Regions from separate parts of the Mus musculus genome. Here all the other regions are linked to region 5. A link is a loop called in an ENCODE intact Hi-C map of the cell type or tissue named here. Cell type or tissue: left cerebral cortex. All regions are shown on one strand. Region 1 overlaps Hivep2 (human immunodeficiency virus type I enhancer binding protein 2). Region 2 has its middle 84 kb from the start of Gm51759. Region 3 has its middle 74 kb from the start of Gm51759. Region 4 has its middle 69 kb from the start of Gm40603. Region 5 holds the start of Gm40603 (a long non-coding RNA gene). Region 6 overlaps Hivep2 (human immunodeficiency virus type I enhancer binding protein 2).

Region 1 (5,000 bases), 270 kb after region 5:
CAGTCTCCCCTATGTGGGAAATATCATTACCAAATCTAGTGAGATACACAGCAAGTGACTCTTGCTATGTAAATCAGGACAAGACAGAATTCTGAGGCAGTTTCTGTTTGAATTGCACTGGCACTTCTCAATAGAGACCATCTGTAATAACTCTCCCTCACTGAACACCCATGAAGGATGCACAGCTTTGGGCTCGTCCTGGAACGTACAGAACCATTCCATACTCCTTGGTGGCTAGCTACCACTGTAATCTTCCGTGTTCAGGTATCCCCTACATTTAGAACTGCCCCAGGGGACCACCAGAAGTCAAGAGGTTCTATGTGCAATAGCATGGCTTCTAACAACGAGCTTGGAGCTGTGGTTGAAACAGGGTTCAGGTGAGTAAGACTTCCCTTGCCAGACTGATGTCTTTGGGAATCCTGCTGCCAGGCCTAGACTAAAACAAGGTCAACAGTGCATCCCCCAGAGGAAGCTGTTCAGCTGGCTGAGTTGGTTTCCCTGAACCAGGCCTAGAAAACCCTTCTGACTAACAATAGACCTGGCAAGGAGCTGTTTGTTGTCTTCCTCCACGCAGAGGGGTGGATCTTCCTCCCAAGTGACAGGCGGGGTACAAACCTGCCTCCAGCAGACACCAGAAGAAAGCACAGCTAAGCCTAGCAGTCAAGGACAGCCCCTTGTGGGTCAAAGGCAGAGTCTCGGCCTCAGGACTAGGGCTATGGAAATGTATACTGCAGACAGGACATCCCTCCTGGCACTCACTGTGAGTGAAGCCCAGGCCACAGCAACAACAACCTGGCCAGAGGACAGCCTGCACTGCACATCAAAGCCAGAGGCCCTGGGAGGCTGGCCTGCAGCCAAAGATGCTGGGAGCCTCTTGGGGAGTGCACTGCCTGGGACAATAGGGAAGGGACCTGGTAGAATCTATGAATTCCAAGCACTGGGGAGGTCTTCTCAGAGATCCTGCCCTCTCCTGTCAGAGCCGTGATTTAATCTCTTTGAAGAAATAAAAAAGGAAAAGAATATACATTCTCCAACTTCTCTGTTTGAAAGACAGACACCACAATGCAAGCTGAAAGCACTCTGGTCCCTATAGCCTGCAGCCAGTGTCCAAAACAATAGAGCTAAGTGAGATGTGGCGCCCTCCTCCTCCATCTGAACATGGGCTTTAAGTGAGGGGAATAATCTCAAACATTTAAATGCAAACATCACGGTAGCGCTGCTACAGCCTCCCAGATATTTCCCACCAATTCTGTTTAATTAAGAGTCACCTCGAATGTTAATTATAACCTGACAGCTGTATGATCTGGCAGGGCACAGCTCGCAGGTCCCCTTTTAGGTAACAAGGGTTTAAGGTGAGGCTTCGAACTCTGGCTCACAAGCATGACACAGGCTCCTGCTTGAGAAGGACCTACTCAACAGAAACAGAATTAGCTGGGGACTCAACTTCGGCTCACAGTTTTAAAGGTAAGCAAACAGGAGACTGAACCGGAAACAGACCCCTGTCCAGTACTAGGGTTCTGTGAACAGATCAATCTGGGCTGGAAAAGGGCTTTCAGTACAAACTTGAAGATCTGAGACCCAACCCCAGGCGCTCCACACATATAACGGCAGACACCCATTGCTGGGTGGCCTTCTGTCTTCTGGCTAGCTGGTTTTGTCTCATGGTTGATCTCTGGGTTCAGAGTGAGACCCTGACTCAAAAAATAGGGTGGAGAGTGGCTGAGAAAAACACCTACTGTTGACCTCTAACTCATACACACATAACATGCATGCACTACAAACCTATGAAAGAAAGAAAGAAAAAAAAAAACTTCCTTTCCATGGTCTTGGTATGTGAAGGATGAAGGCTGCCACCCTTCAAGATCCTTTCAGACAGAACAAACAGCAGAGACTCTTGCAACCTTAAAGTGGGTGGATCCCCTGTGAGAGGCTCATTAGAACAGAGAGGGCCTGTCAGGTCTCTTTCGAGAGGAAATGTATGCGAGTTGAGGTCACTCAGCGCTAATCGGGCCTGTACATCACGGCTGTGAGGCCAGCAGCATAAGCTCCATTAAACAAGCAGTTTATCATAGCTCCGCCTGTCATCCCTAATGGCATGCTGAGGGAGGAATAACTTCCAACTCCTTGCTAATCCGGTGTGGGGATGCCAAGGTACAGTGTTTTACTTGATTGCATAAAATGAAGAGCTATTTTCAGCCTCTGAATCACCGTCCTGGCCCCTGCATCAATCCTAAAGCTGTATTACGATCCTTTCAAAATCTCTTTTCTCTTCCACTTTCACTGATGTTGACATAAGCAAGCATTTAAAGAAGTTGTGGTAAGCCTACAAAACATGAAGCTGCTAGAGGGAAGAGGACAGAAAACACAAGTTGACAAATATTTACCATTTATAGTGATCACTATTACAGTGACAGTGGGCAGCCAGCACTAAGCAGAACTCCAGGTCCCAAGGTCACAAGCGATTTTGTTTTAGTCACTCCTGAAGAGGGCTTAGAAGAAAAACATAACAGTAATGGAAATTTTAAAGCTTCTAACTGATATAGGAAGAACCCTCGCTATTTCTGTGATTATTCTCCTGGGACTTGTACTGACTGTTCGAAAAACAGGATGTTTTGTTTGTTGTTCCTCATAAAAGACAGCCAAGCCAGTATCAAGACTCAAAAACCATCCAAGTTGCAGATCCATGTAAAGTTTGGAGATATTCAAAAAGCCAAATGGAATTTTTACTCATGTATTTAATTTTTTTTTCTCTTTTGCTCAACGTGAGATGACCTCGGGAAGTGAGTTTCTTGTTATTATGGATGCCAAAAGGGAAAGACGGTTACATAAGGGCACTTTGCACCCTCTCCACATCCAAGCTCCAAGAATTCCACCCTAACTACAGCTGACTCTTCATAGCTAAGGCTTCATATTTTTAAAATTAGCTCAGATTAATGCATTATAACTAGATACTGGGTTCACGTAGTCTGAACAGGCTACATCCAACCAATGAGGACTGATGGCTTTTACTTTTTATAAAACCAGAAAAGACATGGCTTTATTATCTGAATGCTTAACAAATTTTACTGCTGAAGAAATACAATTTGATTCCTATTTTAATCTCTGTGACATTCTGAGGACCCCAATAACAATTCTCTCCTGGAGTTGCTGCAATGTACAGCAACTGTGATGAAACCATTCACACAAAAAAGATGAATTTAACAGGACTGGATTTCAAGCTGACCTAAAGTGAGGATAGCCACACACACCGAGTGCTATCTGGACCTGGAATGGCCTCTTGATGAAACTTGAGTTTTCCTCCAAATACTTTCTTCTACACAATGGAAGGATGGGTGCCCCCTCCCCGATCCTAATGCACAAGAGAATGTAGGCCAAACGGGGAGGGAGTGTACAGCGCAGGCGGCTCAGCAAAATGAAGCAACTGGTTGGCTTCTGCTTTCTCCAGGCACTGGTTTTACAAAGGGCCTGGAGAGAATCAAATGAAAACTGCCTGCTGCTATCATCCCATCACAGGTCTCCATTCAAGCCCATAAAGGCCAGAGGACACTCTCCCAAAGTTCTACAGGCTACATTTAACTAAAGAGCCTTGATGATGATGATGATGTGTGTATGTGGTTTATATGTATAATTTATATATGTTTGATGTATTTATGAGTTATATATCTATAATATGTGTGTGTATATATGTAACATGCAATATATTAGATACCATTTTATGTAACATATAGAATATAAAGTAAATATGGAATATATAATATATAATGTATAATGTATAACATGATATATAACATGACATATGATGTGATATATGTATAATGTATAATATAGGATATATAATGTAAAATGTATAATTTAGAATATAGAATAAACATAGAATATATAATATAATGCATAATATATAGTATATATTATGATGTATAATATAATGCATGGTGTAATATATATTATGTAGAATATATATTAGGCACTACTTTAATATCTAACTATTCCAGTCTCTATACCTGACTATTTCTGTCATCTGTTAGTCTTTTACGCACTGTGCTATGATATTGAAAGGTTACAAGAATTATCTTTGACCTCAAAAAAAAATCACATAATCAGAGTAAGTATGAGAAGTACAGGCTTTCATGTCACTGTAGGGTCCAAGGAGGGGTAGATGGCTAGTGTCAGGAGAGGTCTGAGAGAGGAGACTCTTAGCATTCATCAGCCCACGGTTGTCAGAGAGACAGAGAGAAAACCCAGTGTGAAAGGAAGTCTGTTCAGTTGGGAAACAAACTCACACTGATGTGCCCTCGGGCATATCTGAGGTAGAAATGTCCAAAGGGAGCAGCTGCACTTCTGGGTATGGAACACGGCGGATATGTGTACATATACAACATGAAAATCCAGCTGCACAGAGCGAGGCTCAGAACAATGGGCCCTGGGAGAACACTTCAGAAACGGCAGGCTGTGAGAGGTCCTTCTGGGGGCTGAAATTTGGTTTAATTCATAATGAAGACAGGTATGTGTAAGAGGCATAGAGCTCCAGAAACAAAGGAGGGAGAGTCAGCGATCATGAATACAAATCCGAATCCGCTGACATCAATCTCCAGCTGCCACGTGCCCGTGTAGCTGAGCTGCAGAAGTAGGAAGTTATTGCGATATCAACTTAGGTGGTCAAGAATATGGCGTGTTAGGAACCAGCAGTGTGGTAGCTGGGAAAGCCCTAGGGCCTGTTTTATCACTTGCTTTTTTTTTTTTTTCTTTCCAAGATGGAAGTGATTTCAACATTTTTCAGTTTCCCATGTTGAGAAGTCTTTAATGGAAAGACCTGAGGGAAGAAAATAACAAAGTCCTAACAAGATTTTACAAGATTAAATTTTGGCCACAGTGAAGAAATAATTATGACTTGATTGTGTTAAAGTAAAACTTCAAATTCTCAACAATTAGCTAACCACTAATATTGATTTATGGACCTCGGCAAGCCTTTAATCAAAGGAATACGCTGTTCAGCCATGAAA
Region 2 (5,000 bases), 110 kb after region 5:
GGTCACACACAGTGAGCAGTAGAATGTGTCTCTGTTAGAAGAGATGTGATCAAAACCAAGAGCAACAATAAGTTTCTACTACCACACAGCATAAGTAGACATGGCAATTTCTTAAGGGTGCTGTCCTTTATATGCAAATAGCCCAGGGGATTCCTTATGGTTTTTTTTTTATGAACCATTTTCCTACATTCATTCAGAAGATGCTTAGTTTTTAATGATTTAAAAAAATTTTTTTTGCTATGTTGAAAATAGAATCCAGGGTCTGGGGTACACTAGGTGAGTGCCCATGACTGAGCCCCATGCTAGCCCTGCCCTGTAAACATCTCTAAACACTCCCTGCATGCCATACACCAAGGATACAACAGGGAAGTAGTAACCAAGGGACCATGATACCATGGGGCTTCTGTCCTACAAAAAGAGACTCCGAGCAAGGAACACCAAGGGGTTCTGAGTAAGCTGTGACGCAGGACAAGAATCCAAACCTCATCCAGTGACAGGAGGGAGCTGCTGACTGATCCTACATCACTTACGTGCTGTGTGCACTTTGAGTAGAGTAAGGGAGCTGGACTGCTCTTCACACAAAGTAGGGCACAACACCTGGCTTAGGTCAGTATTCCTGAGTGTGACACATTCCTGTTCCCGCGATGCAAGAAACTCAAAGGACCAGAGCCTGTCATCTACTTGTTCATCACCATCCCAGGGCTTAGTATAATGCCTGAAATAAAAGAGGTTCTCCACAAATACTTATTAAATTACCAATTTTTAAAAAAAGAATATCACATTGTGGCTTGTATTGTAAAGGAAATGAACAGGATCCTGGGAAAGAAAAGAAATAAGAGGAGACACAGGAATGCCATGGAGGGAGGGACACAGGAAAGCCATGGAAAGATGGGACTCAGGAATGCCATAGCTAAGAAAAGTATCTTTGTGAGGAGCTAGGAGGAGAATTCTAGAAAAAGTAACAAGTCCAAATGTACTGTGTGAAGAGATGCTTGCTGTGTGATGGTCATTGGTGTCCCCACATATCCTGCGGTGCCACCATTGCTGCTTGCTGCTTTTCCTTGTCTTTCCCATTTCATCTGTGTCCCTACAAGGCAGTGCCTGGTTGTTCTCAGTTGGACTATCTCTCCAGCCGAACACCTCCTGTAAGCAGGAGTGTTGAAATGTAGGCGCACAGGAAGTGGTTCCTCAAACACTCCCACTTGCCAAGGGACCTGGCAAGCTGCCATGTCATCACTCCAGGGTTCCCACGCATCTCTCCTTGCTTCAACTCCTCGAGATTTCATGTTCCTTCCTGGGGACAGCTTGCGATTTCCAGAACATGTTCTTGTGTTTAAAGGAAGAGGTTGGGTTTTGGGATCATAAAACTCACTTCTTGTGAGAGATTTTTATATTCTGTCTCCATCCATTGAGACCATAACTCTTTAGAAATGGTGACATGTTTGCAGAGGAGATCTGTATTTATCTTCTAGCAATACATAAAGCGGACTTCTCTCTGTTTTATGTTTGGGACCATGTGGAGCGTAGAAGCATTTACCTGTGACTAGAAAAACAGGAAAGAGCACAGGCTTTGGACTCTTGCGAGAGGTAATTAAGTGGTCAGGAAACAGATGTGCCCAACTAGAGAGTGAGACACTTCAGCCTCCATGATGCTATTTCCAAAATTGTCCCCTCCCACCATCTGTCTTTGCAGATTTGCGGTTTCCTAGCCGTGCTGGGGAACATAGTGAGTGATGGCTCTGCCATTCTCCCATAACCAGTGAGAAATAAAGGAACAAGAAAGGCTCTTCATAAGAGCTCTGGCTTCATTGTCACACATGCGTGAATCCAGGGTGCATTTTTCAGGTTGGGAAATACAATTCTTTGTGGGGCAGGTAACATGATTACATCGCACAATCTCTTCTACTGGAAGGCTGCATCAGTTCCCTGTGTTCTCAGTGAGAACTCGAAGGATGCTCTTGAGATCAGGGGTTCTAGTCCCAGGGATAGCCTTTTGTGCTGGCCTCAGCATCCTTGCATATTAAAAAAAAAAAAGGCCTTAGGCCTGGTGTTCAGCTCTCAAACATTCCACGAATCGCTTTAACAAGCACAGACTTGCGGGTGCTCTTCTGGCACTCCCAGAGAGGAATTTTCCCTGTTGGGGTTGTGTTTGGGGAGTGCTGTTTGGTGTTGCTATATCAGTAGCGCATATCTAGTGCACATATCTCACTGTGGCAGATCCAGATGGGATTACTTTTATTATATTGTTAAAGGAAAATATGTGTACACATATCTACGCAAACACATAGGCACACAAAACCGACCCTTGAGTACCACTAGACCGATGCGGTGGAACATCTTGCTCACCTGAAACAGTCCAGAGTCACAATAACTAATGACAATTAGGCTGCAGGTAGAACTAGATGATAGCCTGCTGTCTAACTTCAGCTCTTTCCTCACCGAGGAACTGAGGAAAGCCATGGTCAGACCCAGCTGGGCAGATAGTTCCCTCATGATGCTGCTCTTTCTCTTCCCAGAACAGGACAGGACCTTTGCAGTACTCTGGACCAGTGTACAAGTGACGTTCTTTAAAGACTGATTTGGAGAATTTGCTAGTGTCATCTATGATTTCACAGCATCACACATTAAAGTTCAGCGTCTTCATCAGCCGTCTTTATATAACTCGTGCTATTTCGAGTTCTACTTGCGAATGCACAGACTCAGGCAAACGCAAGACTGTGGAGAGCCTGGCTTGTCTCCAGGGCCCACTCTCCAATGTGGAATCACTGCCACTTGCCTGTTACAAAATACCTTCTTTTCCTCTCCACACAGCTATGGAAAGGCTTTCCGAGACCACCCTGACTGTTGGAGAGAAAAGGACATCTGAACTGAGTGCTGTCTTGAGAATTATCCCCACTGTGTGGAAACCATTACCCCAGGGGTACATCCTGAGCCTCAGCGGCCAATGATCCCAGAAAGATAGCAGCTAGAAGCAAAACCACGAACTTGGTTCACAGAGATTTCTTGGTGCACTGTCACTCTCCCTTGTTGCATGTATATCACACCATACTCTGGGTTGTGGAGAGATTTGTCTTCCTTAGCGGTAAGCACTCCGTGATTCACTCTTTACCAAGAACTAAGGAAGAGGAAGTTCAGCAAATCCTCCCCTTTAGGAGTTGGCCCAGGATTATGTAAGTGGGTTGAGAGGAATAGTAGAAACAGATGATTTTAATTCACCTCATCTGTTCAGTACCTGCAGCGCAGATGCGGTGTTTGTGAGCATTGCAGCATCTGTTTCATTATACTGTTACCACATCCCTAGACTCTTTCGGCGCATTAGCCATCTTCAAATTGTCTTTCTGAAACATATGTATGCATTTATATATTCCCTCTGCGATGCCTTATTGAATATGATCAGGCAAAATACACCCATTTCTGTGAAATGGTAGAAGCTACTGCGTGTTTCTTTTTAAAACATCGAAAGACATCCTATAATTTTCTTCAATGGGTCTCCATGCCCTTTCCTTGAAAATGTGTGATGTCATTCATTATCCTTACCATCTCCATTACTTTTATTATGATGAGAGTTTAATGCAGGCGATAGGCATCATCTGTCTAAGGTACATATAGCTCTACATAATCTAGCCCAAAGGGTTCCTTTTTAGCTCTGAAAAGGAAATTGTCGTTTTAGCACATGCTATGTAGAATCTTGTTGAGATGCAGCACAAAGGGAACCCTATTAAATCAGGAACCAGCATGCACACTCTGCAGAGGCCCCTCGGTGGAGGCTCATTGGATGATTTCTGCCCTCTCAGGCCACCTCCCCATCTACAGTGTTCTGTGGGACACTGTAGGACAGCATCAGTGCTTGGTGGGACAGCCGACAATCAGAGCGGTGTCATAATGACCACTGCTATGCTCTGTGGGCTATTCTTGCCTTAACATTTCTTAACTCTTAGAATACTTCCTGGTCCTCTACCTCCTCTGCCTATAAAGAGTGAAAGGGGCCCTCTCATGAGACCACCTATTCCTTCCGTTCCCACCCAGTAGAATAGTATTTACAGTGAGCCTAATTTTTCTTATGCCTTTCCAGACCGGACTACTGGACTTCAGAGAGATAGAGAATGAGCCTATATTTATGGGCTTTTAAAGAATTATTTATTTATTTTATTTTTATGAGTACACTGTAGCTCCCTTCATGCATGCCAGAAGAGGATATCGGATCCCATTACAGATGGTTGTGAGCCACCATGTGGTTGCCGGGAATTGAACTCAAGACCTCTAGAAGAGCAGTCAGTGCCTTTAACCACTGAGCCATCTCTCTAGCCCATCTCCTAAGTCCATGGAGTAATGTTGTTTATTCCACAGTGAAGGGACAAGCATGTGAGTAAATGAATGTAGAGAATTTTAAATAGTGTTTCAGTATATCATTTTAAGAGAGCACTTATTAAATAGTAGAGACTCAATAAGTACTGCATTTTGATAATTCAACGAGTCATATATTTTTGATGAGCCGAAGTCATCTTCCCTGCATCTGGGTAAAGTATTCAGTAACAGACAAGAAGAACTCAGTCTCTGTTTAGATGAAAATAAAATATAGCACTTTGTCCTATATTTTAACCTGAAAATTGTTATTAATTTATCCATAACTTGCTTTGAGAAGTGCACAAATGTTCAGCGATTCCTCTGTATTTGAAAGCTCCAAGAATGACATCAAAGTATATTTTTAACACTGTAACATAGAAAAAGTTGGCTGTCTGCTATGGCCCCTGCTGAGGGTCTCTCTCCTGACTGGGATCAGGAACAAACACTGTCTTTGTGTCATCCAGGTTGACAGGGAGGCTGCAGCGGACTCTCACCTTGTCCGAGACCTCTAGCCAAATGCCTTCCCTGTTTCTTCTCCCTGTGCTCTCTGCAGAGGAGCTAACTTCAAAATTGCATCAGCCGGCTCGGCTCACTGTTATTTCAAAGTGATGCTCACACGTGAGAAAGAAGCCTGTGGCAAGCCTTTCAAAGTACTA
Region 3 (5,000 bases), 120 kb after region 5:
TGTGTGTGTGTGTGTGTGTAACAATAATAATCAAAGAGAAAGAGGTCACAAATATGAGAGGGAGAGGACATGGGAAAGATTGGAAGGAGGAAAGGAAAAAAATAATGCAATTATATTTTAACTAAATTTTTATTTTAAAAATTGTTTAAAAAATATAGATTCCCGGAGGCATGAGCGCCTCTTCGTGGTTTTGAAAGCTAACCTGGGGAAGAGGAGTTTGGTACCTTACCAGCTGTGACTTCAGAGGGCAAACAACAAGGAGAAATTTTGTATTTGGTAGAAAGAAAAGGTCCTACTAATAGAACTATTTAGAAGTTAAATATGCTTATATGACATTTAAAAGTGGTGCTGTAGAAAAAGTAATTGACAAATGAAGATCACTCTAACGTTAAATTATACTCAATATGCATTTTCAAAATGTAAGTGTTTGTACTTTTGCTCTCAACACATGAGCAGATTCTAGAAGATGCAGGAACATCATCCCAACTGTCAGTGGGGCTTGACTCAGGGACAGTGGTAAAGAGAGTCCCAATTTCAATTTTACACTTCTACGCTTGGCTTCTAAAATTATAACAGTGAAGGCAAATTATTTTTCTAACAATAGAAAATGCTTTACAACAAGAGATGGTTGTACTCTTGACTGGAGATACTTAAGTAAAGTTGCTGGTAACTCACAGAGATGCCAAAGGAGGAGGTTATAGAAAGGCAGGTACTATGACTATTCTATAGGTACTAACTCCCTCAACTGATACTTCTGATGGTCAAGACAATAATCTGGTAATTAAAATAACTATAGTTTGTTAGCAGACTCAGAAATCATCTGCTCTGCCTATGAGTGCCAATATTGACAATGCTGTAGATAGTAAATGCAATGCTGGTGGGATTGCAAGCTGGTACAACCACTCTGGAAATCAGTTTGGTGGTTCCTCAGAAAATTTGACATATTATTTATTACCTGAGGACCCAGGAATACCACTCCTGGGTATATTCCCAGAAGATGCTCCATCATGAAATAAGGACACAAGCTCCACTATGTTCATAGCAACCTTATTTATAATATCCAGAAGCTGGAAAGAACCCAGATGTCCCTCAACAAATGAATGGATACAGAAAATGTGGTCCATTTACACAATGGAGTACTACTCAGCTATTAAAAAGAATGAATTTATGAAATTCCTAGGCAAATGGATGGACCTGGAGGGCATCATCCTGAGTGAGGTAGCCCAATCACAAAAGAACTCACATGATATGTACTCACTACATGGGCAAACAAGAGATGCAAGTTTAGAACAGCCAGTTCACTCAGTGCTACAGGAAACAGCCTGCATCAGCATCTTCCTCAGTCAGGCTTCACACTCACACACTTGGTCTCTGGTCTGGGACACACACTCATCCTCTGAATTTTCACCCTGTGATCCACACTCATCTCCTCGATGTCTGGCTTATGACACACATTCACTAGATATCTGGCCTGTGGGATAGCCTCCTCCACTTGGTCTGTGAAACGCATGTATCCACTGGATGTCTGGCCTGTAATACACACTCACTGGGCATTTGACCTGTGATACACACTCATCCCTTGAGTGTCTGGCCTATCCCTCAGCACCACAGCCCATTTCTCATGGTAGAGCTCACAGTAAGCATCTTTCACAATAAAATGACCCATCACAATGAAGATTTAAAAAAAAGAAAAAGAAAAAGAAAAAGATTTTCAAATCTCTCTTGACATAACTTTATCTTGAGTTGAAATTTTCACCTTTAGTTTTCCAAAGTATGTAATACTTTTTCTTTAATAGTGTGTGCTGTTTCCGTAACACTTTGGTTTGTTCTTTCTCTGCTTGGGAAGTCTGGATGGTCTCACACAGAGTGTTTATGATGTGAACTTCAGTAGAAGTCAAAAGAAGAAGAACCCTTGGCCTTAAGGAGGCTCTTGGGTAAAAGGTCCAAGGCCAAAGAATATTTATCATGAATGTTACAAGATGCCAAGTTCTCCCTAGTTATGATAGGGAGAGTCCCTTTATGATGCCCCAAGACCATCCCAACCCTTTGTCCTCTGCCCCCTCAGATTCAAAGTTCACTCTTTACAAGGAGATCAGACATACTTCTGAGACAAAGCCTACAGCAGAAAGCTGCCCACTCACTTTACAGAGATCTCCTATATGGCCTGCACTGTGAGGGACTCAGAGAAGGAACAAAATGGTACAAAAGCTCATTTGCCTGCAAATAATAGATGAAAAAAAACTACCCAAATAATCTTAAGGTAATATATGGCTGGCGATGAGCCACTCACTGCTACAAGCAGTAAATTCTGCTGGTAAATTCTTCTTGGGTTCTGAAAACTTAGCTAGCAACCTGAAAGTTCTTGAAATGAAATGAATTCGGGGAACCACTGTACAGTGGCTGAGGACTCCTGGAAGGGTTGGCGGAGCCACAAAGGCCCTGCATGAGGGGAGCCACCGCCATGCATGATAGAGGAAAGAGTCATCCATGGACCAGCATCCTCTACCTCCCTTGAGACTGTAATAAAGACACAGAGGTGGAGGGCCCATGCAGAAACAATCAAAAATCTATACGTTCACCAGGTCCCCTGATGATGGCAGGCATGCTTTTTAAGTCTGATATACTCTGATTTACCCAATGACAGCTCTGCCTCCTTTTTTACAGCTTGGCCCTGAGCATATCAAGGCAATTCCCTTCTTAAACAAGTGTAGCCTGAAACTCTCACAGTTGCTAATCTAATCCATTCCTCAACTTTAATCTATTTTTAATTTATCTCTCCTCTAAGTCTCTCATTCATCAAAGAGGGTAATTAAGAATGGACAGATTTTCAGTATTAACCCTGTGACCCAGGAAATATTAAGCATCCCACACTAGGGGGCGCAGGAAGACAAAAATTTGGGATCATCTAGGCTAGGTCATCTCCAGAAGAAATTTCCCAATGGCATTGCTTGGAAGAATTGAGAGTTATTAGAGATTATCTTTATCCTCATGAGCCAGGTGGCCCCCAGAAATTTGCCTCTTTTTTCGTGCTCCACCCTAAGACATTGCCTGAGACAGGCATTCAAGTGACCCACAGGTCACAGGGAAGGAAGAATCATGGCTTTTGTCCAAAGTCATACCCTCTTAACATGTGCTTCATATTGAGTCAGGTTGTACAGCTTAGAATCTTTGACGCACAATGTTCTTTCTTTAGATTTCCGAATTTCCAACATTTCAGATGGCCTCTTCTTTAAAAAAAAAACTATTAAAAAACAAAAACAAACAAACAAAAATAAACAAACAATAAACCCGTATGGCTGTGTGCATGAGGGTGAAGAATCCAGAGATGACACTGGCAGTTATGGCTAAGTTAACTAGACAGATTCATGTTTCCATCCTGTAAGATTCCTCCTCTCTCCTGGGAAACCCAGTCCTCCTGTATGCTTGTGCTTCACCTGGTGGCTGGGAAGGCTAATTTACCAAATCCCCAATGTCTTAATGTTTGTCACATGCAAAGTAATCACACACACACACACACACACACACACACACACACACACACAAACAAACACTACTGCCACATCTGGACAGGGACTTACAAACTAGTTTTTGAAGTCACTGTGAGATCTTCAGCATTGCAACAGGCTTCGGACACCTAGACGTTTTGATCTCAATGAGGGCCTTTTAAAAAAAATCACTGTGAGTGAATTTATTCCTCTTCAGGCTCTACCCCCAAGTTTTAAAGTTTTGATTCCCGCATTGGTGTGAAATCCTGCACTTAAAACAAATTGGAGCCCACTCCAAAACAGAATTGAAATGATTTCAAAGAATGACAGAAAAACATTTCTTTTGGCAAGGGATGACAGGAAGCCAGAAGGGATGGAGAAGAAATGCAGTGGCGAGCGTAAGCAGTGAGAGCCCTTCTCCATATGCGCGGCCATCAAAAGAGTCTTGCAATCCCGTATGTCGTGTTTGCAGGACACAACTCTGTCTGTTTTGCTTTTTGATGACTCTTTCTAACTCAGCCCCTCCCTCCTGTCCTTGCTGCATCCCTCTCCACTCCTGTGATATTGAAAACTGCTTCTTATAAGGGAAAAAATGCAAGGGACCAATGTACAAGTGAGAAGGCCCAGGGGTAGGTACCATGTGCTGCCAGTCCCACAGGAATGTGGGTCACCATGACAGTGATTGGCACAAAGTACAGATTAGGTTTCTTTTGCCTAAAATTTGAAAGAAATAATTTCTTTGGGCTTCTTTTTGTAACAAATGTTGTGTGAACTATTTTATGGCGTGGTTCCATGGACCTAAAATGAGAGTGCCTGTCGTGCACACCAGCAGTGTTTCCCATTTCCACTGGCCTCCCACCAGAAATATATTCAACATCTATGGCTTTATTAATAGTATTATTACTAATTACCATGTGGGGTGTTCTTCCTGCATATATGTCTGTGTACAGCATATATACCTGGTACACACAGAGGTCAGAAGAGGCGTTTAGATTCCCTGGAACTGGAGTTACAGATGGTTGTGACTCACCAAGTAGATGCTGGGAATTGACCCTGGGTCCTCTGGCAAAGCAGTCAATACTCTTGACGTTGTTGATCCATCTCTCCACTCACTCCAGCATCTCTGGCTTTATTGTCATCAGACAGTATTAAAACCATTCATCCAGTGGGCTTCTCCTCTGCCATTCTTGCTTCAGTTCAGGGTGTAATCCATTGACACTGAACACACAAAGTAGGGGTCTGATAAGTTATTTTATGCTCTCTCTATATACAGACCCCACCATGCCCTTTACATCTGGGAGAACACTGGTGCTATTTGGCTCCTCCCTCAGTGCTGAGAAATGTTAAAGTTTTTATGAAAGGAAGACACTCCTTCCCAGTGAGCCAAGAACACAGTTTAGCTCTCTCACTTCTTTAGCAGTTTAAACTCAGTTTTCATTAGGCAAATTGTTCGCTGCTGTTAATAAGAACTGTGCCCGCTTTTTCCAGAGTGGTCATATATGAAACTGAAAAGCT
Region 4 (5,000 bases), 70 kb before region 5:
AAGAAGAAAGCAAGCCAGAGCTGATTTTCCTGGCTCCAAATAGTCCAGGAAAGCTTTGCAACATTTAGTGATCAACACTTAAACCTAACAAAAATAAATTTTCTTAGATTATAGCATGATCTCATGCGAGGGTATCGATAAGCTAAAATCTCTTATGAGAAATGGATTCATGGAAATCCTGCATTTAAAATAAAAAACAAAACACAGTTTTTGATCACACAACTTATGATGTTTCCTTTCTGCCAAACTGCATGGTTCCTTGAATCGTTTTATAACAAATGAGAGGAAACATACAAATCCAAGGTCAAAACTATGCTCAGATTACATAGAACTTTAGCCCCCATCCAATACAAAGCACCAATTAGCTATCTTAGGAGTTCTACTGCTGTGAAGAGACACCAGGACCAAGGCAATTCGTATAAAGGAAAACATTTAATTGGGGCTGTCTTACAGTTTCACCAGTTTAGTCCATTATCATCATGGCAGGAAGCATGGAGGTGTGTAGACAGACATGGGGCTGGAGAAAGAGCTGAGAGGTCTACATCTTGGTCTGAAGGCAACAGGAAAAGACAGAGAGCCACTAGGCCTGACTTGATCATCCTCACAACCCAGCTCAGTGATATACTTCCTCCAACAAGGCCATACCCACTCTAACAAGGCCACACCCACTCTAACAAGGCCACACCCACTCTAAATACTGCCACTCCCTATGAGCCTACGGGGACTACTTTTATTCAAAGCTCCCTTGCTCTGCTCTCAGCTTTTCAAAGATGGGAGCAGACAATGTCCAGGTAGATGCTCTGCCTAACCTTGCATGCTTCTACCGGAGGCTGAGGGCAGTGAAGGTGTGTCTGTTACCGTGCTAAGTACACTCCAGCAGCTAAAGGAAGCTCCTTCCACCACCACCCACCATAGTTTTCAAATACATAATAATGCTTTGGGTCTATGGCTGTACATGAACTATGCTCAGCTCTCCAAGACTTAGTCCCATCACTCTTTACTTAATAGTAGTGTTTATAGAGGTAATTATCCCTAAACAAAACAATAAATACACTAGAGATTTCAGTGTAAGCCCTCGGAGTCCCTATACAAATACAAGGAAGCTTCAGGTCTTTGCCAACCACGGTTGGTACAGTCTTGACCCACAGGAGGCAGAAACAGGAATTGCACAAGGTCAAAGGCTGCCTGAACTGTACAGTGAGAGCCAGCATCACAGAAAACCAAACGACGTAAAACCCTCCAGGGAGGGATTTCAACTGTGTGTCGCCCACTTGAGGTGACTTTTTAAACAAATGACAGACATTTGCAGATGAAGAGGAGAACTTAAACAGGGAAACTTTTCATGAGACTTGTCGTTATTCCCTTTTGCTATAGAAAGTTCAAGACAAGAGGCTCGGCAATATGTCACCCAGGCTTCCACGGCATGTTCCAGATGCAAGGTTGCCTTATTGGGCTCAGCTTTGCACATAGGACTTCTCCTAAGATTTTCACTTTGTCCTTTTTGTAGTCTACAGTTTCTGACACTAGCATGACCTTTCTCTCTTCCTTTCTTAACACCTGCTTAAGTCACACTGGCTGTCACTGTGTCCCCCTCCCTGCCTATATGTCTGCCTCATTTCCTGGCATTCCCTCACACCCCGTGTGACCTTTGCTTTCATCACATTGTCATGTCCTTAGTGTCTAAAATTATTGAAAAAACCTCATTTACCCATGTACACTCTCTACTCTACCATTCTATAAATAGCATATGATTTGATAGTCTTGTCTTAGGATAATAAAAACAGTAATAATATGTCCAGCACAAAACAACTTCTGTAACTTGGAATACAGCCCTTGGTAAGGATGATCAAAACCCTATCTTCCATTTGAGTGCTGCAAAAAAACCAAAAGCCCTGCACTTCACGCCAAGTGCTTATGCTAGTGTTATAGTTAAGTAGTTCTCAACCTATAGGCAGTGAACCCCTTTGAAGGTCGAATGACCATTTCATAAGGGTCGCTTAAGACCATTAGAAAACAGATATTTGCATTATGATTCACAAGAGTCATAAAATTACAATTATGAAGTAGCAACACAAATAGTTCTATGGTTGGGAGGGTCACCACAACATGAGGACGTGTGTTAAAGTGTCACAGCCTTAGGAAGGTTGAGAACCACTGGTCTAGGATAGCCTTCATCTCCAACGGTTTGGTTTAACCACAGTGGCAAAGTCCCTTCTTCAGTGGTACTTTGCCCCAGAAACGACAGCGGATAAAATCCGGAGAAGCCTCGCTTGTCAGCAACCTGTCTTCCAATCCTTAATCAATGGGAAACGTCTGGTAGAGAAGATATTGCTTTAAAAGGACAGCAGTCTAGATAGCTAGAGACACCTGGGTTTGTTTCTTCAAAGGTTTGGGGAGCTCACTGTGAAACACGGACTGCATCCTTCCATTCCTGCCATGGCTATATGAGTCCACTGGGTGACGCCCTGCTCCCTCCTTCAGCTCCTTCAGCCTGAAGGCAAACCATCTAAAGACCAGGCACTCTCTGGATGGTTGGGCTGTCTCTGGTGAGGGCACGGACCTTGTCATTTCTCACGGAATAGTAAGAGGATTTCTTTTATAAGACAATGAAATGATACTATCCCTCACTTTGATTCTCTAAGTACTGTTAAAGTAATACTATAACAAACAGGATTCATCACCTCAAGGATATCAATTTCAGGCAGGCGACTGTAAATATTTACATCACCAGCAGATGGCACTGTCCTATTAACAATAGACTAACAGCCCTAGACCACAGCGTTCTGCATCAATCCTGCAAGGTTGGTGATGCTAGATACTGCACTGCTCAGCTCTTGCGTGGGGTCAGCCTTGAAATCTTTGATCAAACAGCCGAAATGTTTGCTCCGTGCTTTTGGTGAACGCGCATGGTAAATGAAGAAAAGAGAAATGTCCAACCTTCTCTTTAAATTTCATTTTGCCCTTCCCTACTTGCTTAAAATCACATTTCTGAGAGAAAATGTTGTACTGAAAGGAAGAGAAACAAAATACGGCTAAAACTCCTTTCTTTTTCCTTTTCTTTTTTTAAATTGAAATAGATTCTTATCTCATACAATAGATCCCAACAAAACAGTTTCCCCTCCCTTCACCCATCAAGGACCTACTCCCTTTCTTGATCCCTTCAGAAAAGACCAGGCCTCTAAGAGACAATGACCAAATATAACAAAACAAACTACCTCAGACAAGGCAAAAGGCCTCACAGTGAGGCTGAACAAAGCAACCCAATAGGAAGGTCCCAAAAGTAAGCAAAAACGTCAAGAGATACACCTGCTCCCACAGTTAGGGGTCTCATAAAAACAAGCTAACAGCTCCATCGCATACACAGAGGATCTGGTGCAGAGCCACACAGGCCCCAAGCTTGCCACTTCAGTCTCTCTGAGCCCTGCTTAGCTGATTCTGTGGACCACATTCTCCTGGTGTCCTGAATTCAGACCCTCTGACTCTTACAATCTTGCCTCTACTTCTTCCACTGGCTTCCCTGAGCTCTGAGGGGTGGGACATGATGGAGACCCCCAATTTAGATTCTCTCTCCACATACTGTGTCTGCATCCACTCCCACCCGCTGCCAGTGGATGCCTCTCTCATGATGCCTAGAAACGGCATAGACCTATGAGCACAGCAGAATCTTAAAAGGAAACATTTCTTGAGTTTTGTTTCTTTTCGTTTTATTGTTTATTTTTATTTCGTTTGGTTTTGGTTTTGGTTTTGGCAAGTCAAGTTGGGTTCTACCCTAGGTCTCTGGACTATCCAGTCTCCAATTCCTGACCAGTGTCCTTCACGGGGACCCTCTAGTGGAGTGGGCCTCAAACTAAATCAGACGTTAGATGGCCACTCCCAGGAGTTCTGGGCCACCCTTGCTCCAGCACATTTTGCAGGCAGGACAGATTATAGGTCAAAGGTTTTCCGGTTGGGTTGGTGTCCATATTTCTCTTTCAGTAACCTGAAGAGTACCCTCCCACAACAAAGAGACTAGAAAGTCAGGGAGAAGGTTCCATGGAGGAACCAGCTCGACCGCTCCGTGTTCACTGAGCTGTGTGAATGTTCAGTGCTGCTGTTGTGCTCAGCACTGGGGCCCTGCTGTCAGTTTGCAGAGAGCAGCCCTCTGTTTGTGCATCAGCCTCAGTTGTTTGGGAGTCTCCCTGGGACCCCCTCAGCCAACAACTAAGCCAAATGCAACCTGGTCCTGCCATAGTTTTTTATTTTGTTGGGTTTGTTTGTCTGTCTGTTTGTCTTTCAATGTGCTTTTATTTGGTTGCAGTTTGCTGGGGGTTTTGTTGTTGTTGCTGTTTGTTTTGGTTTGGTTTAGTTTTTCTTTTCTTTTCTTTTTTTTTTTTTTGGTGCTGTTTTATTTTGTTTGCTTGGTTGGGGGATTGTTTATTGTATTTTAGTTGAGAAAGAATTGAAAGTTGGGTGGATAGAGGGGGATGATATGGAAAAACTTGGGCGAGGGGAAGAATATAATCCAAAGACATATTTAAATTTAAATTTTGTTTTAAATAATAAAATATATAATAAATTTAAAATGTTTTTGATGATGTTGGAAATTGAGACCAGGGGCTTGGTAGAGGCTAGGTAAGCACTCACTACCACCTCCAATTAAATGATCTCCATTTAGTATTGATTTAGAAATAAGGTTCTCTTAAGTTATTCAGAATGGTTTCAAATCCACCATATAGGCCAGGCTGTCCTCAGAATTGCAGTCCCATTTCTTCAGTCTCCCAAGTAGCTGGAATTACATGTCCTTGCCACCAAAGTACCTTTGGCTTTGATTGTTCTATTCTAGCTCTATATGAGACTTTTTTGGGAAAAATAGATGAACAAATTAGCACTATGCTTGTGTGTGTGTTTGTGTGTTTGTGTGTGTGTGTGTGTGTGTGTGTTTAGTCTTTGCTTCTAGTTCCTGGTAATCATTTCTAAACTAATTATAAAATCATTGCACACTGTCCTGGATAACAGTAGTC
Region 5 (5,000 bases):
AGGTCAAGAAACTTCTGCAAACTTTGGTGCAGTTCTACAGTTAGATGTGCTTTGAACGAATCTTTGGGACAAAGGGGAAATCACAAGGGGGAATACTTTCTCACATAGACACATATGACTTTCTCACAATGTGACTATCACTGCCCTGAAATTCATTTTAAATGCTACCACTGCAAACATTTTAATAATTTAAAAAAGCTGTCATGTTTGGCAGCCACAAGCGTACCATGTTGACAAAGAGAGGACTGGAGTGTCTCTAATCAACTATTTGGATCACAGAGTAATTATGCAGAGATAATCCCCAGGAAATGGATGAACCTGAAGGGCAAATCCTGCCACCAAGGATGGAGGGAGAACCCCAAGGAAGCCTCCCATGCACTGAGCTGCTTCCTGGGGCTTGGAAGAAGGCAGCTGCTTCCTCTGGGGAATTCCAAAAGCTCTCATTCCCTAAAAAAAAGAGAGAGAGAGAGAAAGACATAAAGTCTGAGAGCTGCCATTTGTCTGGCAAGTCTCTCTTGCTACTTAGCCAATTTAGATATCCCTTTAGAATCCTTGGGAGCCTTGATAATACTGTGCATTGAGTATCTTTCCTCTTCCCTTTGGTAATGCACTCGGCTCTGAGCTAGGATGAAAATTCAGTAAAATTTGCTCTCCAGGTTCCCAGCTTGGTCAACCCAGCAGTCTGCACGTTTAGTTTACACATAGGGACCCTCCTCAAGAACAAGGAATGTAACCTATGCCTAAAACTCTTTCTTATTTGAAGCGCTCAAGGTGTGGTTCTTATTAGGCTCTGAGAGAAAGGGTAGGGCTTGATTCAGAATGTGTCTGAAAAGGGCACTAAGAATGGCTGGTATTATGCAGTGTTGACTGCATTGGGTCACATATGAAGTCATTGTGAAGTTAATGACCAGGTTGGAATCCTGTCTAGGCTGGAATATTTGAGGATTTGTTTACTTGCTTTGGGGTTTTGTGGTTACTTTATTTGTTTTCTAGCTATACATACTTATACTGGGATATTATGGGATATATAATAGCATATGGGATATTATCATGAATCATCGCCAGACTCTGTGCTTCTTGCTAACAAAATGGGACTTAAAAAATCCTCATAAATACACATTTTCTAATATTTCTTTTCTCACAAGCCCAGACTGCTCCAATTTTTTTTTTTTTTGTGAAGTTGGCTTTCTCACTACAGCAAAAAGCACTCACTCCCCATTTCTTGCTTTCCTCCTTCCAGCTCATGGGCAACACATCCACCGAACCCTCTGTGTAGGCCAGTCATTCTCCAGTCTTTCACAGCAGGGTCACCTCAGACATATGTGTGCTCCTGAACAGACCAGTTAAAGGGAAGCCCCAGCTCCAGACTTCTGCTGGGTGATACGAACCGCAAGCATCCATCCTCAAGGTCCCCCGCAGCCATCCTAGCATATGTGAAGTCACCCTAAAGACAAAACAGAGATTATAAAGAAGAGAGAACCAAGAACCCAGAAATGAAGCTGAAGATAAAACAGTCGAGATCCCCAGTCACCTCTGTTTTGACTTGATATTATCTATTCCTTCCAATAATTAAAACACAAAAGGTAGTTGAATTTTCTTTTACAGGAAGAACTACGGATGCCCTCATTCCTTACAGAACTCAGTGAGACTGTCACGCAGGATCACATGTAGGGACTGGACAGAGCCACCTTCTGTTCTTTTCCTTAGATTGGGATGAGTAGTGGGGAAGGACAGAAAGTTGGCCAAAGGCAGAATGACGTTCCTTGTTTAAGTCTTTACACGTATTCTACTTCAGAACACACCTTTTCCCTGCCAGGATCTGCAATCAGAAGAGTTCTATCTTCTCTGACTAGCTGGAGTTTGGTTTTTGCTAATTTCAACCTAAAGAGCGCTGATGAAGGGAGACTACTGTCAAGACAGCTCTTCTGAAACGAAAACATGTCCGTGAAAATGTCTAACGCTAGTCTATTAGTATTGTTAGTCCAACCCAGTGGTTTACTCAGCTTTGTCTCACAGAACTGCTTCCAGATGGAGGCCAGGTGCACATATCTTTCCTCCTCCCTCTCTGTTTTATGAACTAGGCTTCTGGGTGAGATACTATTTGAGTAAAGGGGCCATTGCTAAGAGTACTTGAAAACAACTGGCTTATTCAGGAAATAACACCCAAGGCAGTCTTTCTTCCAAGAGCCCTAGATGGACTTTTTGCAGAGACCTGGGGAAAATATATCAGTGTAGTGCCGGCAGTGACCGCCAGAGGGAAATCGAGAGACAGTGGAGACCAAGGCAGGATACCAAAGGTAAATCTAGATTTACCAAAAGTATCTCGAGATTTTCCTTTGCAAGTTGTATTTCAAAGGGCTGACTGAAACTGCTTGCCCCCTCCTAATTTTTTCTTAATTCTGCTAATAAGAATTAGTACTAAAAGAAAAAAATTTTTAAAAAAATTAGTACTTACGACACAGTGTGAATGTCTGCATTCAAATACAGCGAGAACAGACTACAGACAATATTCCTGTGCCTCTGCTCCTGGTCTTTATGTTTCTTGGCATGTTTTATCCAACTGCCAATTTATGTATATCTGCTTATTTGTTTGTTCTACTAAAATCATCGCTGTGGAAAAGAAGGGAGCCAACATTTCTCTTGACCTGTATGCCGCTCTTTCAGATTTTTGGTCGCATCCCATGTGCTGACCCAAGGCTTTTCCTGATGGAACCCATCCTAGATCACTAAACACCCCATGTCTCTCTAATAATGAGGAACACATATCTGTCGCTCAGCTTTTCTGACCAAACATGCCAATACCAAGGCTTGCAGATTTCCTGTAACTCCAGACAACTTTTTTCCTGGATGCCCTTTCCCAGCTTGGAAACCAGAAGCCACCTGGCCTGGATTCTACTTAAGTGAATAAAGGCCTGTGGTTCGAAGGGCCATGATCCAGGCACCTGGCTGCCCCTGTGTCACAAGGCTTTTGAGCAGAGTAAACACTTGATCTAACTCCTGACTGGGGCACAATGCTGTCTCCTTTCCCCTTGGCTCCCCAAGCCCCCATTAGTCACTTCCTCACAGAGACCATTTGCTACAATCCTCCGTTGCCTCAGCCGCATCTATTCTTGCTGCTTAATAGTCCATCGGACGATCTGGTTGTCTTTTCAAAAGCTTTTTATGTTCCATCTTCCCAAAATCATTTCCACTTTGCCAAATGATACTATTTTGAATAACAGTAAGTACATGCTAGAAGTAAATTATTATTCTAAAACTGGCTTCATCAAAATAGGAGCAGATGAAAAAAATGTAAATGGGTCTAAGCTGAAGGGTCTGAGCCAGGGAGGAGAAGCAAGAATCAACTCAATTTCTAGACTGGATCTGTTTAAGACAACCACCTGCTTCAGAATTATCGGTACTGGTGAAACACACCAAGTTCTGGGCCTTGAGTCTCTATTTCTAAATCAAAATCTATAAGTGTAGAAATAGACATCTGAATTTGAGCATGCTCCTTAGCAGCAATATGTAATGAAATATGACACTCTGTTTTCTAGATAAGCCATGCCTGATAAACCTTCTGATACAGCCTTCCTGCCAACTAGAAACATTCCCTAACTATGGAGGCCAAAACTTTTGGCTCTGAGCACTTGCTAACTTAATACTTATCTTTCAAATGACTTGGACCAAATGCCTGGCAAGTGGTAACTTAAGGGAGAAAGGGCTATTTGGGTTCATGGCTTGAGGAGATACAGTCTATCCATGAAAGACACAGTGGTGATCTGGGGAATGCAAAGTATGGCTTCCTGTCAGTGGGACCTTGTCACATCTAGTTTCTCTGATCTCGGCAGTCCAAGAGGCAGAAATCTGAACGCTCAGCTGGCTTTCTCCTTTTCCATCTGTATTCAGTTCACAGCTCCAGACCATGGACTTGCAGTATGTAATTATTAAAAAAACAATCGACACTATCACCAGCTACTCACCGGAAACAGTGGTCTCCCCGCCCCCATGGCCATCCCCAAGTGGCAGTCCGCCCAGTTTCCTAAGGTTCACTTGCCCCTGAACCACTCATACCTTCCCAGGCCATCTCCCCGCTGCTAGCCCCTGAGGCTAGCCCTAAACCACTAGCCTCTTATAATTAAGGCTCCACAGGCTTGTAATTTATCAGTCACATTTATAGAACTTTAAATTCTCAGCCCTCAAAATGCCCACACAAAGAACTCAAAACTCAATTGATACTAATATAAGCTACCCCCTAGATTGGACAAATGTGTCTTGTATTATTCTATTGCTCTTCTATAATATCCATAGCTATCTGTGCCAATTTCAAGCCTCTTGGATCCCGTTCGTCTTCTTCCTCCCCCCATCCCCCTCCCTCTCTCCTCCCCCTCTCTTTCTTTCATTTTTTGTTTGTTTTTTTAATTGGGTATTTATTTCATTTACATTTCCAATGCTATCCCAAAAGTCCGCCACCCGCTCCCCCACCCACCCACTCCCACTTCTTGGCCCTGGCGTTCTCCTGTACTGAGGCAGATAAAGTTTGCACGACCAATGGGCCTCTCTTTCCACTGATGGCCGACTAGGCCATCTTCTGATACATATGCAGCTAGAGACACGAGCTCTGGGGGGGGGGGTGGGTATTGGGTAGTTCATATTGTTGTTCCACCTATAGGGTTGCAGATCCCTTTAGCTCCTTGGTTACTTTCTCTAGCTCCTCCACTGGGGCCCCCCAATGGAGGAGCTAGAGAAAGTTCCCCCTCTCTTTCTATGTCCCTCTTGGACACAGACTGTCTGCCTTCTCCTTGCCCAGAGATTGGCTTCTTGTCATCTTTATTATCCAATCAATTAATTAGGGGACAATTCCACTACATCCACTCACCTTCAAGGTGGGTTTATGTTCCCCCACTCCTTTCTGGAAACATCCCCACAAACCTACAAAGATGGGCATCACTAAAGTCTGGGCATTTCTCAGTCCTAGGATGCTGTTCTTGTTAGTGAATCCTATGTAAGTGGGTGGATCC
Region 6 (5,000 bases), 180 kb after region 5:
CTATATATACTCATACTCCAGAGAGGAACTTATTTGGGCTCTCTTCTTCTGAGTAGGTTTGTAATCTTCAGAGCAGATTTCTAGCTAGGAAGTTGGAATTGGAAACAATCCCACCTTGACTTTGGTTTGCAGAAGCCATGAGCATCTGATGTAGCAGACCAGAGCAGGATAGGAGACAATGGTAGGAGCTTGGTAAGGCAAGGGAGAGGGATTGGTCCTTAGGAGCTTGGTACAGGCAAGGGGAAGATAGGTCCTTATGACACACTTGTACTCAGAGAACAAAAATCTGAAAAGTGGATATTTCATCAGATGAACCCTGTGGAGCTCCCAAGAATGCACTGCTAACCCTCAAATTCCTAGACCTCTGCCTGCATACTCCCAAAGGCTGATAAGGAAATTCCACTAATGATCAAGAGGACACTCTTTCCTGGTGGAGTCTTCCCAATGGTGTATAATTGGATTTAATCATTTACTTAGAGTATTATTTTGTAAACTTTACAGTGATTGGTGGACTTGCAGTGTGCCCTAAAATCAAACTTTTACATCTTTCCTCCCAGGAACTTCTCAGTAAGCTGGATCATGCTAAGGGAGAAGGGTATTTAAAGAGCAGTATCCTTATTTCTTTAGATATACAGATGTTTATGTTTCCTCTCTCTATCAAACTTCAAATGAGGCATTAAAGACACATAAATACTCTCCTAATAAACAGATATTTGAAGACCCTGACTATCAATACTTCTGTCAAAAGAGCACAGCTTAATATTGTGGGCTACAACTGAGATAGGTATATGTCTCCCTACCGGATTATCACAATTCATACCTGGCTTTAATTGTCTGTTCTCATGTGTCAGGACAGATTACTTGATATTAACATTAAATGTGAAAATGCTAGAAATGAAGTGGGTTGATGAGGGGCTGTCTACAAGCTACCTTAGACAGATCCGACATGCAACATGAAGATTTTCACCGGATTACAGAATAATAGAAATAAAAGTCGAGCAACCGTAAGTGAAACATTTCTGTGTAAATCAGCCTCTTAAAACGGATATTGGAAAACGACAGGTTATCTCAAGGCAGGTCTTTGCTGGATGAGATTAACTCTTGAGGTCTGAGAGTAAGACTTGCCTCCAATGCTGATAAATACACAGAACAGAAGCTATCAAGTCTCTATGTATAATTAATGCAGCTGTGGATGGAGGGGGCCCACCAGGGAGTCTGTGGATCTCTACATTATTTATACGCTTGAAAGTGACCATGGCCACATATTTTCTTCTCAGTAGCTTCCCTTGCTTATCCACTGACTCTCACATATTGCCTTCCTGAAGAATCTCAATATTGTTGCAAATATTATCTAGCCCACATAAATTTCCAACATGAAGTAATAGCCATCCAGGCACTTCTAAGCCACTTCCTTCAGAGACAACCTGCCTGGCCCTCAGTCTGTAGCTCTTAATTAGTCATAAAAGGAGTCTCAGAGTCTCACATACATCCTTTGATCCTGGACAGGAAGGAGGAAATATATCTCAGGGGGGTTATATTTGCACAAACAAAATACTCTTTATGGTTGGTGAAAGTGAGTTACAAAATAATACTCAGAATCCTAAGTAGCAGGAAGTTTCCCTGAAACCTTTCCCTCTCCAAACAGCAGCAGCAGCTGCAAAAGCCAAGCTCATACCTTTCGTTTTGAAGGCAAAATTACATAACTTGCATACATAAGGCCGAACATCAGTATGAGTGCGTATGTGTTTTTTGAGCATACTTGGCTTCTTACAGCGAATTCCACACTCTTCACAAATATACTTTCCCCGTCCACGTCCTCTGACATACACATAATCTTCATTGGATTTGTACCTATTTGAAGAAGAGGCAGACCACTGTGATTTTAAATACTCTTAGCATGTGATATACCAAACCAAAAGCTAGTCATTGCCTGATGTCAATTTCTATGAGGGTCTTTTCCAATTATTCACCCTGACTTCTACGAACCCTGGGAAGTTTATATAGCAAACACTTGAGACAATCTATGTAACAGAATTATTGCTGTATGCAAAACTTTATTCTATGTGGAATAACAGATTTACTGATGGAATATACAAATGTCCCAATAGGTTAACCTAAGTCCGGAGAGATACAGACCTGGACCTCCCACTTGTGGGCATAGTATAGCATCCAGTCAAAGAGCATCACTAAATGCATACCAACATTTTAGAATAACCATGCTTCGTGCATAATCTGTTAACATGACATCATCTATAATATACGTATGGAGACATTTTCAGAAATAATCCTAACTGAGAATAGAAATCTTCCTTGCAAGTTTCTACTCTATTTTTACAACCCTGGTACATGTGTGCCTCTGAAATTTCAACTTAGCCAAGGCTAAGCTCTGCTCCCCAACTGTTGTCTACAGATGTGATCTGTTCTTCCCAGGACCATGAAACTGTACTCATGTGAAGTTTAAATTTCAACTGGCTTCTTGAAAGCAGCGTTGCATAATGAGAACTAGAGATTCTGGGATGAAATTAGTGTTTGTTTCCTGAAAGATTGGTCTGAAAGTGTACCTGAGGCCATCTACTGTCATGAACTGGAGATGAAAGTCTTGATAGAAGAGGAGATACCAACCCATTGCTCTGTAATCTCATTTTGCTTAGAAACCGACAGCACATGATAAATCACATAGATTTTGATTATCACACAGTAGACCTATACTGCACAACTGAATAAATAGTACAATCCCTTACATCACTGCAGGGCATATGACATAGTTCCCATGTCATTGTGGCAAAAAAGGATTTCTGAAGGTTCTTTGTATAGCTTCCAAAGGTTGGCTAACATGCAAAAATCTTTGTTCACTGTGGAATTCCTAGTGGTATTTAGACCTAGAGCTTTGTTTTGTTTTATGTTTTTTTCCCATTCTAAGAGGCTTCTGACTATGCCCATCTCTAGCTAATACCCCCAAGCAGACACAAAAGCGAATTCAAATTCAATTGTCCAATTTGTAGAAGGCTTTTCAAGATGAAACATCCCTCCATGTGTTGGAATATCAACTCTGCTACGGATAAAGCTTCATCTCAGCATGTTGGGCATTTTGGTCGGTACTAATCAAAGGGGAAGATGAGAACCATCAATTTTACATGCCATTTCCCCTTTCATAAAACACCCCAACTATGGCTTGGCCTTAAAACTTGTTTTCTTCTCATGTTTGCATTTTATAATAAATCAGAACACATCCTCAAGACGCAAAATCATCCTTCTACATTCAATTTCACTCTCTGTTCCTAAGAAGGATGAAATTGCTTAAGGGGATATGATGATTTTACAAAAAGCCAATATTCTTCAGGAAAGGTTACTCTAGCTTTATCAATACTGAGTTGTACTGGCTGGTTTTGGGCATTAACTTGATACAAGCCAGAGTTATGTCAAAGTAGGGAATTGCAACTGAGAAAATATCTCCATAAGGTTTAGCTATAAGGCATTTTCTTAATAACTGGTAGATGGGAGAGAGAGCCCAGCCCATCGTGGGTGGGGTCATCCCTGGGCAGAAGGTTCTGAGTTCTATAAGAAAGCAGGTTGAACAAGCCATGAGGAACAAGCCAGTAAGCAGCATCCCTCCATGGCCTCTTCATTGGCTTCAGTCTCTGGGTTCCAGCTCTGTTTGAGTTGCTTTCCTGACTTCCTTTGGTAATGAACAGCAATGTTGAAGTGTAAGATGAATAACCAATTTCAATTTCCTCCACAACTTTTTTTTTCCAGTCATGTTGCAGCAATATAAATCCTAACAAAGACCAGTTGGTTCAAGCATAGTGGAATATTGCTGTGACATACCTGACCATGTTGTGGGGACAATTGTGGAAGGACTTTGGAATTTTTGGTTAGAAGGGTCACTAGATGTTAAGAGTTCTGTGGGATGTTCTATAGGAGCTTAGGAGATGCAAGGCAAAGGATGGAGACCTGGCTTAGGAAATTTCAGAGGGGGTTTGAAGACTCTATTAGAACCATTTGCTATCTCGAATTAAGGTTCTGTAGTTCTGGTAGCTGGGGATGAAAAAGCAGCTGTGATTAAAAGATACTAGAATTACTAAATCAAAACTTTGCTTTGTTTGGATACTTGATGCTGGTCAGCTTGAGCTAAGAAATTAGCAGTGATTAAGGAGAGACCAGTATCACTGAGATGAAATCTTCTGGGTAGTGTTTCCTGAGAGCACAAGTGCTCCAGAAGTGGCCAAGGTTGTACCTAGTGCTGGCAGCCAAACTTGGTAATGAGTACGAGTTACCAAGGTAGTACTGGTTTTGAAGCCATGAAAGGGTCATGGAGAACCACCAAGGCCATGTGAGAAGCCAGGAGAAGCCATTGGTGAAAGTGTAGTATAGAAAGAATATCTTATGTCTGTATGCATGTGGCACCACTCAATAGAACTGATGGGCTATGGCTTAGGCAGGAATTAGGAGGTGGAACATCTAGAAGGAAAGAGAATTCTGAGACAGAGCCAGACACAGTAAGATTGGCCCAGGAAGACATGAGGAGAAGAACTCATCATGCCTGATCGAAGGTAACCAGCCACACCGCAGAATGTAGGTTCAAATAAATGGGCTATCTTAAGTTATAATTCTAGTCAGAGAGGAGCCTAGCTATATGTCCACAGTATTTGTAAATATATTTTGAGTCTGTGTCTTATTTCTGGGAACATGGGCCTGAGAGGAAGAACCAGGACATAACGTCTACAGTGCAGGCCAGTTGCAGCAAGGGACCCAAGCCCTTTGGAGCAACCTAGAAGATTGTGAGTGGATCCCAGACACTGGCTGATTGGAATTTGGGTTTGTCTTGATTTTATTATGCCTGTGCCCTGATTTTCCCTCTTGAAGTAAGAAAGTATTTTACTGTAGCCCACAGTTGAGAGACTTTGAATTTTAAAAGACTTTAAATTTTAAAAGGACATTGGCTGTTTTAAAGGGACTGTAATTTTAATGTGTTTGAGCTTGTTTGTAAAGACTGTAGGACT

The links. Hi-C counts contacts between places; a loop is a spot of excess contacts. Peaks named below come from ENCODE experiments on the same cell type or tissue, not always from the same donor. Only the 100,000 strongest peaks of a DNase experiment are listed, where the experiment ranks them.
Region 1: a loop joins it to region 5, with 3 times the contacts of the local background. A loop is called at or near these places in 3 of 42 quality-filtered maps.
Region 2: a loop joins it to region 5, with 2.6 times the contacts of the local background. A loop is called at or near these places in 13 of 42 quality-filtered maps.
Region 3: a loop joins it to region 5, with 3 times the contacts of the local background. A loop is called at or near these places in 6 of 42 quality-filtered maps.
Region 4: a loop joins it to region 5, with 6 times the contacts of the local background. A loop is called at or near these places in 16 of 42 quality-filtered maps.
Region 6: it touches region 5 in a loop (2.8-fold over the local background); 2 of 42 quality-filtered maps call a loop at or near these places.

What each region holds. Positions count from the first base shown.
Region 1 is chr10:14,052,881-14,057,880 of GRCm38, reverse strand. All of the region lies in intron 1 of Hivep2 (human immunodeficiency virus type I enhancer binding protein 2), which reads right to left. Among named protein-coding and RNA genes, the nearest start is that of Gm51759, 72 kb to the left of the region's middle. In left cerebral cortex, no CTCF peak of the experiment used is centred here; DNase peaks (open chromatin) are centred at 566, 821 and 2,160; H3K27ac peaks cover 3,435 bases.
Region 2 is chr10:14,208,346-14,213,345 of GRCm38, reverse strand. No RefSeq gene overlaps it. Among named protein-coding and RNA genes, the nearest start is that of Gm51759, 84 kb to the right of the region's middle. In left cerebral cortex, no CTCF peak of the experiment used is centred here; DNase peaks (open chromatin) are centred at 2,092, 2,697, 3,120, 4,952 and 2 more places; H3K27ac peaks cover 5,000 bases.
Region 3 is chr10:14,198,433-14,203,432 of GRCm38, reverse strand. No RefSeq gene overlaps it. Among named protein-coding and RNA genes, the nearest start is that of Gm51759, 74 kb to the right of the region's middle. In left cerebral cortex, a CTCF peak has its summit at 2,863 (motif pointing right); DNase peaks (open chromatin) are centred at 2,886 and 3,952; H3K27ac peaks cover 609 bases.
Region 4 is chr10:14,388,929-14,393,928 of GRCm38, reverse strand. No RefSeq gene overlaps it. Among named protein-coding and RNA genes, the nearest start is that of Gm40603, 69 kb to the right of the region's middle. In left cerebral cortex, a CTCF peak has its summit at 2,499; DNase peaks (open chromatin) are centred at 2,498, 2,710 and 3,282; H3K27ac peaks cover 425 bases.
Region 5 is chr10:14,318,955-14,323,954 of GRCm38, reverse strand. It overlaps Gm40603 (a long non-coding RNA gene), which reads right to left and starts at 1,524. Exons shown (of 2, transcript XR_871462.1): 1 at 1,389-1,524; 2 at 1-447. In left cerebral cortex, a CTCF peak has its summit at 2,255 (motif pointing right); a DNase peak (open chromatin) is centred at 2,242; H3K27ac peaks cover 170 bases.
Region 6 is chr10:14,136,236-14,141,235 of GRCm38, reverse strand. It overlaps Hivep2 (human immunodeficiency virus type I enhancer binding protein 2), which reads right to left. Exons shown (of 9, transcript NM_010437.2): 6 at 1,676-1,851. Among named protein-coding and RNA genes, the nearest start is that of Gm51759, 11 kb to the right of the region's middle. In left cerebral cortex, no CTCF peak of the experiment used is centred here; a DNase peak (open chromatin) is centred at 2,374; H3K27ac peaks cover 814 bases.